2 separate regions of the Mus musculus genome follow, and region 1 is linked to region 2. Evidence: chromatin loops called from intact Hi-C (ENCODE). Cell type or tissue: gastrocnemius. All regions are shown on one strand.

Region 1 (8,000 bases), 230 kb after region 2:
TCTTTTTCTTTCCGTGTTATCATTGTTAACCAAAGAAAGCCTTGTCTTTGGTTTTACACAGGCATCTCTCTTGGCTTGGTCTATTTTCAAGTTACCACACCATCTTTCCTATAGCAAACCCCTATTTTTCACACTCTTTCTGTTAAATGTGCCCTATTGGAATGGTGTCTATTTGATGTAGGGGCAAACACAGACCAGAGAAGTTTAACAGTGCTTTCAGCTAGATCCAAGAAGCAGAAATGGTAGTTCACAGGCAGAGGGTAATCTGCCTTGGGGTTAGACCCTGCCTGGGCTGGGGGGTTAGACCCAGGCGCTCTGCTTCTATTTAAACGTTCACTAACTCCTGAGTGCTGCAGTTCACTTCATGTTCCAGCCATGGAGGCTGAGGGTCAGGCAGAGAATTAGCCATCTCAGAGGAATGCGCTCTGAAGTGGGCAGGCATGAGGCAGCATTTCCTAAACATGGCCGTGCAGCTCCTAACTCCAAACTCTAAAATAAAAATAGGGTTGACTAAAAACAGGTCTTCCCTTCATAGGCTACATGTTTTCCCTAGTAGCCATGCTCAGGTCATTCCAGAAATCCTGGGAGTAGAGAGGCATTCTACAGTGTCCGGCAAACAGGCTCTCTCTTCCAACCAGGACTCAGCTTTCCCTGTGAACAATGCCTGCTGTGGTGCTGTGGCTGGCGTCCTTTTCCAGCTAGGGCTGAAGGGAAGGCCCTCCCTCAGATGGTTGCTCTGTTGCTTAATTTTCATGCTAATACAGAACATAAGGAGAGACTGTTCGCAGAAATTGTTGGCAGTTACAGCGGGCCATTCCTTTATTTTATACTTCGTATGTGATGGTGGGGGGGTGGAGGCAAAATGACAAACTGAAAATTCTCACTATTTTGCAAAGTCTGAGGCTGCAACTTTCCCAATGGTATTCTAACTATGCAACTCTCCAGCTATGTCTTAAAATTGAAGTCAGATTTAGAGAAATGTTTAGGATACCCTGTTAGAGACACATATACATGTATAACATTTTTAATAAGGTACATGTATATTTTATGACACAATTCATTCCCCGAAAGATGCAAGGGCATCTGGGTAACATTCAGCTACCAATGTCACGTGTGGATTGGGTTTTTTTGTTTTTAATTATTGTGTCTCCCCTCCCTTGTGAAATGTTTGGATGCAAAACCGTTGACTTCTGTCTTTTCTCTTCGTAGCGATATCTGGCATGATTGTCCCTCCCATGTGAAAGAATTGCCTTGAAGAATTTTATTAATGAAGAGGTTGGATTCTGCTACGAAAGTTATCTGACATGAGTCCCAGAGTGGAACTTTTAACTCAGGCCTTTTTAAGAGGAATCACACAATAACTGCAGATTTTTAAACAAAATCACCGACCTTGCAAATACTGAAATTGGAAAGGGGGTCTGCCAGAGCAGGGTGTTGGTTAAAGTTGTAACCCCCGAGTATCTGGGGGATATATTTATTCTGTATTGATAAAAAGCAAGCCCACATTTTCTTTTTCTTTCTTTCTTTTCTTAAGCTTAACTCTGCAACCATTTGTCTTTTATAAACCATTAAGCTACACACAAGGGCCACTATAAACAAGACTCCATGTTTTAATTTATGTTTTTAAAGCTATGGAAGGGGAGAATGAAGTGGTGATATTTACAAAAAAAAAAAATCTAAAAGGAGAAAAAAAAAAGAAAAACAGGGAAAAATAAATTTAAAAAAAGAGCTCGTATGGACAGAATAGGAATGCCAGTTAGATTTTTTAGTGAACTAAGGGTCGGCTTCTGCGCCTTAAAGCTTATCAGTGGTAGTTAGCTCAGACAGTGCATTTTCAATATCTAACTTAACACGCCACCCCTTAGCAGTGCAAGCTTCGTTCTCTCTTTTGTATGGTTGTCTTAAGTAACTGTGTAAATAAGTGTAGCCTGGAAAGTTACCAAGCGACATACATGATCACGTTTGCCCTTGTACTCGAAAAGCCAGTGCCTCTAGACAGATTGTTTAAAAACAAACAAAAACAAAACAAAACAAAACAAAACAACATGCATCTTTAAACCCGATCTTATTCTTTTACTTAACATCAACTTCTCCCGAAGCCAGCGGCCTCTGAGAGTGGAGCAACACATGTTCCGAGCGAGAATCTCCTTCAAGACTTCACAGGACAGGGTCCAGGCACAGAATTCCATATATGCCCTCCAGTTTACCAAGCCAAAATCTCGCTCGCACTCCACCGTCAAGAGATCCAAGCTTACTCAAGCTGGAATCCTAGATATTAACTCTAGATCTGGGCTCAAAAACCCAAATAAAGCAAACCCACAAAGGCAAGTAGGTGTGCTGTTCCGGGCTCCCAAATCACACGGGTCTATACCCGCAAGACTCCGCAAGGTCCCAAATCACACAGGGGTCTGTATCCGCAAGACTCCGCAAGGTTGGAAAGTTCTATATTCAGTCAACAGGTAAAGTGCTTTGGAGTTCAGTGTGAAAGGAAACTGGGAGAGAGGAAGGGAAGGTTGAGGCTTCAAACTCAGCTTTCTATGGGAAATTTTGCTTTCAACTGGGAAGTGTTCTTAAAGAATCCATAGCAAAGATTCAGCCAGCAAGGCTCTGAGGGGGCGTGTTCCTGCTGACCTCTGCCCTTCTGTTTCTGTATGTAGTTATAAATACTGTAGATTTCTTTTGTGATTTTTTTTTTGCCAAAGTTGTTTTATTTATACATTTTAATGTCTTAAGATTTTCGATCTCACACACGCAAAGAATTATACTGCATATTTTGCAAAGAAATAAAAAGCGCACTACCTTTAGCTTGCACATACTTGCAAAGTTAATTCAAAGGCTTTCTGTTTGTTTGTTTTAATGGGGATTTTGTAAAATATCCATATAAATAATGTATTTATCTTTGGAATTTGTACATTGCTTTTCTCTCCTTCCTCCCATCCCCCACCCCTAGTTTATTTTGTGTGTGTGTTTGCTTTGTGAACAGTGCGCAAGTATAGTTTGGTCACTTATAGTTGTATTAGCTGTTTCAATGTGATTTTTAAACAATTCATTTATAGGTATTTTTAGTATTGTTTTAAACCATGCTTCATTTTTTTATTTCCACCCAAAAGCCATTGTCTATTTTTGTATTATTTGTAAGTTAAGAAGTTTTTTCCAATATATGGCAAAAAAATAGTAGCATATTATTCTTGTAGTATTTAGTTCTGTAGATTTAAAAATAATGTACCCTTTGCTTTGGAAGCATACAAAAACGCTGTTTTACTCTAGTAATATGCATGGAATCTCTCCCTTTGGAGTGACGCATTTTGTGCATTAAATTTGGGGGAGAAACTTCATAGAGATCAATGAACATACTTTCTTTCTTAAGTCTGCTTGTATATTCTCTGTCTTTCACATAAATATAAACCAGCAGATTGGATGCCTTAACAATGCAAATCATATCCATTTCACCTGTACATTGTACTGTGCACCCCCCCCAACTGTCAGCCATCACTAACATTCTAAGAAAAAAAAAAAAGAAAAAGAAGAAAAAAAAAGAGAGAAATCGAAAAGCACAAAAGAACTGTTTTGTTACTTTAAGACAATGTTACTTTTTCTAGTAGAGCAAGAGAACATTAACAAAGCTGCGACTGTGCATGCCCGGATGGATTTCAACGGTTTTCACTAGACTGTCAGAGTGCGGATTTTTATGGGTTGGGGAGGGGAGGGGAGGGAAGTTGGGGGGGTTGGTAGGGGAGGGGAGGGAGGAAAGCTGATTTTTCATGGTGAGAAATAATAATAATGACAACTGATGATAATAATAATAATAATAAAAATAAAAAGAAACTGGAAAAAAATATAAGCAAGGTTTAGCATTGCTTCTCCGTACTCAGAAAGGTTGTCTGAATTCGTGTGGTAAGCGCTGGCCTCAAGATGTCTAACGTCTAAAGCCATATTTTGTCTGGTGAGCCAGACAACTGTCTGCAAAGGAACGAGCAGCAAGCCGGTGAGGTGTCCGGCTCAGACCCTGACAAAAGACGCCACCAATCTGTTAGCCACGTGCTGTGACGTGATGAGAACTTTACTGGAAAGCCCAAAGAGCCTTTAAAAAGAAAATGTGTATCAATTGTGTTTTGTTACTTCTGTTTGATTAGCCGATGGAGAAGTAGTTTGGTTTTAGGAACCACTTTCTTCTACACAAAATCTTGTTTTTAAGTCCCTTTAAGATATAGCCCCCTAAATACAGAATATGGCTTTTAAAAAGAAGATGGAGTAGAGAATTCAATTCAGATTTCCGTTTTGGGGGAAGAGCCCTGCCTCTGGATGACTGGATATGTCCACGCCATGCCCGGCCTCACAATGTAGGATGCAGCTCCATGAACTCATTCTGCAAATCTTTCACCTTCTTTTCAAACGTTTTCAATAGACACACACTGTACAATCCAATTGTTAGAGCACTCAACTACTGTAGAGATTGTTATATTTCATTCTTTTTTATTTCTTTCTTTCTTTTCTTTTCTTCTCCTTTTTTTTTTTCAAAAATTCAAACTGTAAAAAACTTTTCAACGTTCACGATATTTAATTAAAGTTACTTCCTGTCTGTGATAGCAGCTCCTAGTGGCGTGTTCATTTCTCTATGGCAGAAGAGAAGAGCAACACTCAATGGACTGCAAAAGGCCCGGGTTTGCTATTATTCGGGCCAGTGTTAACACCCAGAGAGAATTAGCCTAGGCCTGGGGCACCCACTTCCTTTCTTTGTAGGTCCCACCGGGATCTGCTAATTTGGAATGCAAATTGAACACGCACAGCGTACTGCTGCCCTCTGCTGGCATGAGCCAGGTGTGCACGTGCTGGCCCACATTGGTGGCAAGAGCCCCCAGTCCTATTGTCAGTGAACAGTGAGATTCCCCCCATGATAGGGGCTGAATTGGGAATCCAGGAACTGGTCATTCTAGAACACCATCCTCTGCCCTGGAAGGCTGAGCTAAACTCTTCCTATGCAACTGCTAATTAATCCCAGTGTGCCTCCTGGTCAATTAATTATGTGCCCTGGCTTGCTGATGAGACGTGTGACTAGAGAACATATATATATATATATATATATATATATATATATATATATATATATATATATATGTATATATATATATGTATATATATATATATATAAACTTTGTGTGGATAATAGTTTTTTTTTTCTTTTTCCTGGTTGACAAAACCACATCTGTCTGGAATTGAAAGTTACAGGCACTCAGTCGTTGTGCAAACTTCATAGGTCCACAGAAGATATACACACATCTGGGACCGGGTCATTTAAGGATACATCTTTCCATTGTACGTTCCATGTCTTCACTAATTTTGCAATGACTGGACACGATGAGGTTAATGGCGCTTACAAAATGCCTCGACCAACAGAAACTCCATGGCCAGACCTAAGAGGGTGTCCCATAACCACCAGCACATTCATTTGTGGGAGGCACTGCTATGGCACTACCCTGAAATACAGCCCAAGGTAAGGTCATGAAAGGCCACCCCATGTAAGCCAGAACATACAGAAGCTGCTGTCCTGTCTCCATGGAGACTCCTACCTGATCAGCTTGGCCATCCCCTATTTTTTCAATTCTGTATCAGTTGCAGAGGAGAAACACTGAGCAAAAGGTTCAGGATGACTTCAGGATGCATGTGGTGCCAGACAAGACAACCCGCTTCCACGTCATCCATGTCTATGATGCTTAAACTGCAAGAGGCAGACATATGCCAGAGCTCCACAGAATAAAAACAGATAACCACACTCTGAATTGGCTTAGAACTCCGTAAGGCCTACCTCTTGACAGCATTCATTCATTCATTCATTCATTCACTCATTCATTCATTTGTTCCCTTAAACCTCAAGCATTTGGCATGCCTATGACCCTTGATGAGGAGTAGTGGACCCATTCGTAAGAACACTGGCATTGTTCCCACTCTTGGCGCTTACAATAGAAAAATTGACATAAACCCACAACACACATAACATCTAACGAGGGTATTGAGGTCCGAGTCAAGAATGCTTTGAAGGTATAACATCGTGAGGTCTGACATAATCTAAGGACTTTCTGGAAAAGTCTTCTAGAGAAAGTAGTAGTTGAGCTGAGGCAGAAAGAGTGAGCAGCCGAGGCAGAATGGCTGACAGTGTGATGACTGAACTTGAAGTAAGATGAAGGGCACCCAAGAGCAGAGAGACTGTGTGAGTGGAGTGCACAGATGCCCACAGTGACTTTGTGGGGCACAACGACTCCAATTCACAGCATATTCTGGGCACCTAGCATGGGTTTGGTGTGTTAGATGCTAAGGAGCCAATCAGCTGAGGTGCCTTCACGCAGAGCCTCTGACAAACTCACAAACTCACGGTCCCTGAATGTTCACAAAGGCGGTGGTGTATTTAAATCTGGCAAAATTCCTTGGGGTTAAGCTGACAGGCAGAGAGAAGGAGAGACAGAGAGACACACATAGATAGACAGAGAGAGACAGAAAGAATTTATCCATGAGAGAGAAAAGGAGGGAGGGATGGGAGAAGGGAGGGAGTGAAGGGGAGGCAGGGGCTGGATACAGCCACCAGCAATCACATGCTGCATCTGAAGTGAACATATGGCCAGAGTTGCTCCAGACAATTTGCCCTCACCAGAATGTATGGTCTTCACATCCTTTGGTCACTTTAGGACTTGGTAGATTTCTTTTCTCCAGCATTTGGAGTTGATGATGTTTCACTTTATAAATGTTGAAATCCAATTTAGAAGCAATGATTCAAAACCATAAGTGTTAGTGGCTTGAGAGATGGCTTAGTACTTACGAGTACTGGCTGCTCTTGTAGAGGACCCAGATTAAGTTCCTAGCACTTACATGATGGATCATAATCGTATTTAACACGGATTCAGTTCCCTCTTCTGGCCTCCTCTTGCACTGCACATAAGCATATGGGGTGTCCATATATACATGCAAGTGATACTCATAAACCATATATATATCTACATTCTTGTCCCTTTAAAGTGTCATTTTGGGATTTCTGGCAAAAAGTCCAAGTTACTGAAGGTGTCACTTGAGCAGTCCTTATGGTATAATAGCCAACTATGATCAATACCTTGAGACTTCACTATGAGATAAACCAAGGATTGAAATTACCGGCCATAGGGGTTTGGGAAAGTGGGATCAGGTTCTTGTGGAACCCTGCTGGCTGCAGGCATCAGAGGCTGCTCAAGACACAAACCCACACTAAAAAACCTACCATGATTCCTCTTGCTTCACAGAAGACCCATCACAGATGAATTCATTTTTACATAAAATCTCAAAGAAATGAGTTCTTTTCCGCATGCCATGTTCAAAATCTCAAAATGATCACCTCCACCCTCTTTCACACGATCAATTGTTCATTCCTCAATATATTACATTCTAATCAGCCCCCAAGTTCACCCTATTGCAGGGGGAAACCTAAGCTTATTTGAACTCATTTTGCTTCTGATCTTGACCTGCCAGAGACCTTCTGCTCCATCTCAGGCAGACCTCTCTCCATGTCTCTCTGTCATCTATGGTCTCCCATCTCTGCTCTACTTATATTTTCTTGTTGTTTATGTCACAGCACACATTTATTATCCTCATAAACAGTGGGGAGACTTCCATATTGCATACACGGACCTTAGAGATGTCCTGTAGAGGGGGCAGAGGGAAACTGAGGAACACCTGGAGGTTATTGTAGTGGTCCTCTCAAGACATGAACAGCTTGGATTAGGGAGATAAAAGGGGGAAGTAGATAGGACTAAGAGATGTAAAAGAGCCATCATGGTTCAATGGTCGATGTAATATGGGAGTTAATGGATAACAAAAAAGTCAAAAGAGTAGTCACCAGTATGCATGTTGGGAGCTGGGAATGGAACCTGGGACCTCACACATGCTAGGCATGGACTTTGCTACTGAGCTGCAATGCCCAATTGAATGCTCACACCTTTGACAGAGATAGAGAGAACTTCCCTTTAAGAAGACGTTGGTCT
Region 2 (8,000 bases):
GAGGGGCGGGAGGCAGGGAATACACTGAAGGAGAAGAAGCAATGGCTGAGGCATATTCAGACATGACATTTACAGATGTCGATAGCCATCAGGAGCTTGGCTCCTCTGCCCACGAAGACAAGAATGTCACATGTCAGTCAAAGGCAGAGCTGCTTAGCAGGGCTGGCTGGAGTGTGAAAGGAACAATGTGTGTGGGGTGTCTGTTTGGCTCACAGTGGTCCCACCTTGGGCCTTAATTGTGCTTCCTTTGTGTTGGTAGTGTCCACGTCCAGATTTCTGATGAATTCAGAGAGATAGCAGCTAGCGCGAAGTGTATCCTTCCCTTTCAAGCAGGGATTCTAGGCCATGCATAATCCTAGGGGAGGGGCTAAAAATAACACACCTGAGAAGCAGCGAGACTTCTTCCTGAGAACCTTTTTAGGCAGTCTGGGCTCTTACAGAGTACACTTGTACAATGGCCCTGTCAGTGTGGTGTACGTCTCCTTAAGCCCTCTTAGTGGATACCACTTCACCAGGGCCTTTGCCGTTCTATTTTTATGAGGAGGTAAACCCGTCTCCTTGTCCTTCGGCTGTGCAGCTGCCATTGGCCTGCCCTCGGGCCTCTCCTGACATCACATAGGCAAAGCAGTTGTGTGAGAAAATTCCAGAACACCCCGAGCAAAGAAAGGAACAAGGTCTTCTTTATCTAGCCCCTGAAAATGTCAACGCTCAGACACCTCTCCTCGCCCCATGGCACAGGACACTGGATGGTGTGTGTTCCCTAGACTGGCTGTCACGTTGGGTTCCTGGACAGTTCTTCGGAGTCACACACACCCTCTAGGAATGGAGGATTTGTATTTTCAGTGAGTGTTAGAGGTGCTTTTGAATATGTTACTCTTTTTCTTTTTTTTTAAATCACAGTTCTGGGAACCACTCTGCCACAAACCAGTGTGCTGGATGAGCAAACCAAACTGGGCTTGGCTTCAGTTAGCAAGGATGCTTCAGCAGCTCACAGAGGGAACTTTGCAAGTTAGCTGCTCGATGTCGGCACTCTCACCCATTCCTACATATTCCTATGGAAATAATTTTCCATCCAAGTTATCTTCTTTATTCTAAGGCATTCACTTGTCTCTGTACTTGGCACTTACTAGTCTGGGTGCGTGCACATGTGCATACACAGAGGTCTGAGTTCGATGCTGAATGTCCATCTTAAACTGTTCTCCACTTTTGCATTTTGAGAAAGGATTCTCCCTAAATGAGAAGCTCAGTGATTCAGCCAGGCTGACTAGGCAGTGAGTTTCAGGGATTTGTCTGTCTCCACTGCCCCTGTTCTGAGTACTGTGGTTAGCATTTGGCTTTTTACATAGGTTCTGGGGATCGGAACTCATGCTTTTGGGGAACCCACTTCAGTAATCGATCCATCTTCCTGGCCTTATTTCTTTACTTCCTTGTTTGTTTGTTCACTTGTTTCTTTGTTTATTATTTTTGAGGTAGGGTCTCACTTAAGCCTAAACTGACCTTGAACTGACCCTATAGCCCATCATGACCTAGAACTCCTGATGCCCATGTCTCTACCTCTGGGACGTTGGCATTACAGATGTGTACCTGAACATTTGGTTTTTATCCAGTTCTTTACTCTCAGAGCTTTGCTCTGCCTTCAATACTCCCCCCTTTACAATTTCTCCTGGCTGCACCCTTCTGTGTCCTCCTTAAACTTCAGAGCTCTAGATCTCCATGGCAGAGATTAATAATGGATGAATTTCCAAAAGTTTTGTTTCTTGCTCACACAGATCAGTGACTAATGGCTGCCTGGGGTGTTCTCTGGGAAGTGCTGGATGACAGTCTGTGTTCCCTGCAAATGAGTGTGATGATAGAGAGGGAGGCGGAGGCCCGCTCATGCCTTCCCATTCAGGAGGGAGGGGTGCTGCTGAGCATCCTGAACATTCCACTCTTGGTGTTTTGAGATCATGTCTGCTACAGCTTGTGAGAGACTTGGCTGTGGTGACTTGATTGACAGGATACACACAGCATCTGTGATGCAAGGACTATTGTAGGGCTACTCCTGGTTCCCATTTCAGCTGAAATGTTAGCGGTGTTTCAAAGGTGCATGTCCTTGTAACAGACTTGGGGAAAGGACACGCCACAGTCTCTCCTGGGTCCCAGGTTGCTTCTAGAAGGAGGTCTACAATGTGGGGGTTATGAGCTATCTGTGCTGTTTACAAGGTTTGATGGAGAGGTTTGGAACTAACCAGGGATGCATCTTACAACCTAGTTCACAGCTCGAATTAACTACTTATTTCTGTAATGGTTTAATAGCTGTCTGTCTGGCTAGACTGTAAGCAGTTGGCAAGCATAGGTTCCCATCTCTTCAGCACCCTGCCCTCTGAATCTAACAGAGTGCTCACGCATGGTTCAAGTCTGTAAAAATCTGCCAAGCAGCAAGCTAATGGACCTAAAGACTCTTTTAGGCCTTGAAGTCACCCGTGAAAGTTCCCTAAAGGCTATCTAGTTAGATTGATGACGGTTCTATGTGTCATTCTGGCCACCTTTTGCATTAATCTGACCCCTTGAAAGACAGGGGTTCAATCTGTCGGCTGCCAGCCCTGTGTTCTTCTTTGAGTCACCATTTGTCTTTCCAGTCAGCTATGTGCACAGTCTTTCTCCCTCTCCCTTTCTGTGTCTATTTCTATCTCTGTCTCTCTGACTCTGTCTCTCTGTCTGTCTGTCTGTCTGTCCGTCTTTCTCTCTCTCTGTGTCTATTTATCACTGTGTATTTCTCTGTGAGTGTGTCTATTTTTCTCTCTGTATGTCTGTGTGTCTGTCTATTCTCTATCTCTCTATTTCTCTCTGTCTCTCTGTCTCTCTGTCTCTCTGTCTCTCTCTCTCTCTCTGTGTGTGTGTGTGTGTCTATTTCTCTGTATCTGATTCTCTGTCTGTCTGTCTCGTTCTGCCCCCCTTCCCCTTTCCTGTCCTCTCTTCTTTCCCCCCTCCCCTTCTTACATCATTGCATTCTCGTGAAAACCCTTTGCTTTCAGTGTTATTTCTAGCATCCCCATCTGGAGACAGCATTTCTGGATCATCACAGCCACAGGACAGAAGCCCTCTCGGTATTTCTCCCTGTGGTGGATTAACTGGCTCCCTGTTTCCTCATATTTGAGTAACCTCTGTTAGGAACTCCTGGCAACTGGGAACCTAGCCACACCTTTCCAATCCCGGGGTTCCTGAGTTACAATTTTCATGGGTTGGGGGCTCACCATGTGTTCAGACCTGCACTGTCTTTTCTGTGTGTCACTCTGACTGTTGATGGTACCTTTACCTTCCAAATAAAGACACTGAGCATTGAAATGTGGGATAATATGGAAAATTGCACAGACAGATATACATATATAGAGAAATGTTTTTTAAAGAACATTTATAAAACTGCTCTATGGTAACCTTTAAGACACATCAAACATAAAACCATCAACTAGATACCAAGAGCCCTTGGTCTGCAACCAAATCATCTTGTGTTCAAATAGAAGTTCTATCACTGATTGCTCAAGCAATCTTATGCAAGCCCCAGATCTGAACTACCCACTCCTTACTGTTTAACCAAACCTCTCCTATTAATGTGCTTCCTAAAAGGTGGGTGTTTGGAATGAGTCTGTGATTCACAACAAGCTGAGGTGTAAGTACTTACAGAAAGCCATTCAAGCAGGGATCCCACATTCAACCTTTTTATTTTCTGTCCGCCCCAGAATAGCCCATTGCAACCAATAGCAGATGTGTGTTCAGTTCTAGCTTAACCTTAATGTAGTCTTCAAGGTGGTTGGCATTTTCAGTTAAGCTCTGCTCAGTTAAATGGGACTTCTCACTAAACTGAAAGGAGATACCTCCTGTCCACATGTCTCACAGGTAATGGTTATAAGTCATATTGAGCCTAGGTACCCAGTGTAGCCATCTCTATACCTGGAGTGTTCTATTTCAGGGAAGCAGCCGCTTTTGTGTTTCCTTCCATTGGAGTTAGCCCTCACTTGACCAGTAGGGGTCAGAAGACTAACTTTCACCTCCTGCTCTTTTAAAAGTCTGAAGCAGGAGGACCTTTTATGAACTTCCTGCCTTCTTTGTCCTTCCAAGAATGTTCCCAGGAACATAGCAACCGAATAACAAGGCAAAATGGTTGTGAACCCGGACTCTGAAGTCAGACAAGATACATAGTTAAAAAGCTCAGCTTCACCACTTGCTAGCTCCCTGGCATGAGAGATGGTTTCATACCTCTCTATCCTTCTGCTTCTTGAACCTCCACACTGGTTTAATACCTTCAGGGCATTAGAGATTTTTAAAAATGTATTTAAATGGCCTAGGACATTGTAGCTTTGTAGACAGCAATGGACACAATTGCAGCTGAAGGGACTCTCTAGACTTGTCTCCATGAAGATAGGAGGCTCCCGTTCTTTGACAAATCTTAACCCCTGTCTTTAACAGAAGTGTAGAATGAGAACCCATTATGGGCACAGTCTCCATACTGTTTACTCCTCTTGGGCAAAGCAGTTGGCAGGTGCAGTTACTGCCTCCCTCTTTTGGCTAATTGTGTTGTGCTTCTCTTGCCAGCCAAGGCTACAGCTGGAGATTTTACTGAATAGAAGTGGGAGCAAGGAGTGTTCTCCCAGAATGCATCAGGGCAAGGTCGGGTGCTACAGCTACCTTCCAGATAAATGAAACAACTATCTTCACAGAGGAGCTGTTCTTGGAACAGAGGCCAGGATGGCACCCGGGCAGTGAACTTAAGGAAGGAGGAATATGAGTGTGAGGTGGTTCCATGAGATGACATCAGGGTTCCAGATGAGAACACTCATGTTCTACCTCACGGGCTCTCATGAGATTGATATCTATCCCTCCCAGGGATCCTGCACTTTGCAGATCTGAGCATGTAAGGACCGTGTCTGCCATGGCAGTTGGATACATGGTGCCTGAGGAGGATTAGGACTTTAGGACCAGGTCTCCACACCAGGATAGCAGGCCTGGGTGACCGCCCTCGAGTGCTGACCATTCACAGATTGGCTGGTTAAACAGAACAATATGTTTCATCCTCTGGTGTAAACTGCAGCCCACATGGCTTCCTTCTACCACATCACACTAGAGTGAAGTCTGATGATGTCACTGTGTTAATGGAGCTAATTAAAGGTGTGCACCTCATGTTCACCATGTGTAGCTCCTCCATAACTGTTTCAGTTTCACTTCAACACAGTGATGGGATACTGGAAGCCTTTGGTTTTCTGATCTCTGAATAGGGCCCACTCAGTCTCTGGTCATCATCTCCACACACTCTAAGAGTTCTCTTCCCCTGCTGCTGCCAAGGGTTTCTGTCCTTCCCAGTAGCCAGCCTAACATGCGACTGTGTCTCCTGAAGCTGCTTTCAACTGTGTTGGGAGCACCGAGTATTTGTGTTCATCTTCCCTTCTTGCTCAGTCTGTAGGACTTTATGGATTATTTTCCAGTTCTCTTCTGTGTTTTCTGAAGCCCCAGGCTCTTGGGTGTATGTAAGTTATGTGAGGCTCTCTAAGGACCCCACTTATGGTGCAGCCTCTAGAAGTGTTTCTATAACGAACCTTATGGGCCAGGTCCCAGGGTCACATCTTGAAATACATGGACAGAGTCTGGTCTCCTGTAGACTGGATGGAAAGTTGGACAAGAAAGCTTCTCGTTTAGGATCCTTGCAGGAGATCCCTGTTGGAGGGACCCCAGTCTCATTTTCAACTCACTGAGAAAGGTTGCCTAAAGATTTCCTAAACATTCAAGGCAAAGTCCTGAAGAAAGAGGAGGTTTGGAAAGTTGTGGGCTAAAGATGGTTCAGCTGTAACCCTCAGTGTTAGCAGTGAGTGAGTGAGTGTGTGTGTGTGTGTGTGTGTGTGTGTGTGTGTGTGTGTATGCCCTTGGGAGGTAAACAGGCTTAAGGGAGTTGATAAGGGTGATTATCTCATCTTGGGACCATTGAGTTTATATGTGGAAGTCAGAGCAGAGCTTGGTCTCTGGCTATGTGAGTGAGGGTGTAGCATGAAGGCAGTCATCTGCAAACCAGTAGAGAGCCCTCACTAGAACTTAGATCTCTGCTGGAGATACAAGCTGAAGCCTCTCAGCTCTAAAACTTGGCAACTTTGTTACCTGTCAACCATCCAGGCTATGGACCTGGGTGCTGCATTATGGCTGCTGGAGAAGACAGATGGTGCTAATATCTGGGGCAGTGTGCATGTGTCAGGGATACAAGGAGCAGCGAGGCCTCATCCTAGAGAAGAAGGAGAATGTTTACTTGTTAGCCCTAAATAGCTTATCCGATTGTGTGTACAGGAAGAGAGGAGGAGGAGGAGGAGGAGGAGGAGGAGGAGGAGGAGGAGGAGGAGGAGGAGGATGCTATGTGACATCTCACAGGTTGTCATGACCCCGGAAGACACTCAGATCCGTGTTAAAATGTTGGACCCACTTCCAAGAGAGCTAAATAGAGTTGTCTTATTACATCAGAGGGTGGATAAAGATATCATGATTTTCTATTGCCTGGGACAGGGCCTCATGGTGAAGAAAGGTGTCAAAACAAAAGCACTTCAACTTCAGGAGCAAAAACCAAGACACTAGAGTCAGAGTTAACATTCCCTTCAAGGCTGTGTGCAGCTTTACAGCTCAAGCATGCCAGGGCTACCGTGAGGCATCATTCCCAGGGCAGCAAGGAGCCCTGGAGGGTCCCTTGAAGTGGAAAGGGATGTTTCTTGAGTGGCATATTGAGAAAGAACAATAGCTGGGGGCTTCTGGGGGCAAAGCTTTCGGCTTACACCGGTGGGTACCTGATGAAATACATCACAATGTGTCATTGAAGTGTGGAGCCTTGCAGCCCCGTGGGGTCACCTGTCCCTCCCCCTGCTCAGGCAGATCATTCCTCACACTCTGTTTCTGAGCTCTTTGTCCGGTGGCTTTGTGCACCTCAAGCGATGGGGCTTCCACCTCCTCCCTTGGGATGCCATTCCACACTCAAATAGAGCCAGCTCCTAAGCAGGCTGTCCTGATATTCAGCCCAACTTTTCCTTTCTGTAATTACATCCCATTCCTCTCGGCTTTACCCCTTGGCGTGACCCCGGACAATTCTTTCCCTTCATCGGTGTGCCTACACCCTTGCTCGGGGAGTGTATTTGATCCTCCGGTCTTTTTGTCCTGCCCGAGCCTTGCTTATTCCTGGCTTGTGCTGCGGGAGTCCTTATGAGCAGCTCCTGCTGCTCTCTGCTTTAATCCTCGTGGCTCCCCTGCTTTGATTTCTGTCCAATTTGCCTATTTCTTTCAGGGGTACTGAAGAGCCCCGAATGAACCCTGGGCTTCTTCACTATATTATTTATTAATCTTTTATATGGGAGATCTTCTCAATGATGATAAAGCAGGTTGGCTGGAAAATAAAAAATCCCTTTGAAAGACAGAGTTGATGTGAACTCCTGTGATCAGGACTCTGGGCACTTCAGAGAGAAATGAGTTTGCAGTCCCACCACCCAGCCCTCTGATACCCAGGCAGCTGTACTTCCTTGTACTGCAGAGGGCAAAGGAGGCTGGGATTTAGGGCACAGATGGATCAGAGTGGCCCTCCCCAGTCAGTCTCTCTCACCCAGACTGTTCCCCAAGGCCAGACTCCGGGTTGCCCCTCAACAACCCTTCATTTGACTCCCCTCCCTCCATGATTGGTGTGACTGGATGGGATCATCCTGACTTTTTTTTCTGAATCAGCTCAGTATTTTTCCCCACTTTCTTCTATGGTGCCTCCTGTATTTCTTTCGTCTTCACGTACCCCCTAGTAAGCTTCATGTAGAACTTACCTTGATCGCAATATTCTGTTGGGGGCAAGAGCCAATGTAATTAAAATAACAAGACAGAGAGTTCTGGCTGGCTTGGGGTTTCCAGTCACAAGTGGGAGAACAGTAGGTGGAGGCTAAAATGCAAGTGTAGTTGAATGATGCGGGGCTGTGAAGCAAGAGTGACCTGGAGCCCATATGAATTCCATCAAGCTTGAGAAC

Evidence for each region. A loop is a pair of places that touch in the nucleus more often than their neighbours do. Peaks named below come from ENCODE experiments on the same cell type or tissue, not always from the same donor. Only the 100,000 strongest peaks of a DNase experiment are listed, where the experiment ranks them.
Region 1: it touches region 2 in a loop (2.0-fold over the local background); 6 of 42 quality-filtered maps call a loop at or near these places.

Annotation. Positions count from the first base shown.
Region 1 is chr11:45,003,508-45,011,507 of GRCm38, forward strand. It overlaps Ebf1 (early B cell factor 1), which reads left to right. Exons shown (of 16, transcript NM_007897.3): 16 at 1,210-4,589. The coding sequence ends at 1,241. Among named protein-coding and RNA genes, the nearest start is that of Gm51859, 81 kb to the right of the region's middle. In gastrocnemius, no CTCF peak of the experiment used is centred here; DNase peaks (open chromatin) are centred at 4,351 and 4,800; H3K4me3 peaks cover 507 bases; H3K27ac peaks cover 1,989 bases.
Region 2 is chr11:44,770,612-44,778,611 of GRCm38, forward strand. The region is part of intron 6 of Ebf1 (early B cell factor 1); the gene reads left to right. Among named protein-coding and RNA genes, the nearest start is that of Ebf1, 160 kb to the left of the region's middle. In gastrocnemius, a CTCF peak has its summit at 4,005 (motif pointing right); a DNase peak (open chromatin) is centred at 6,129.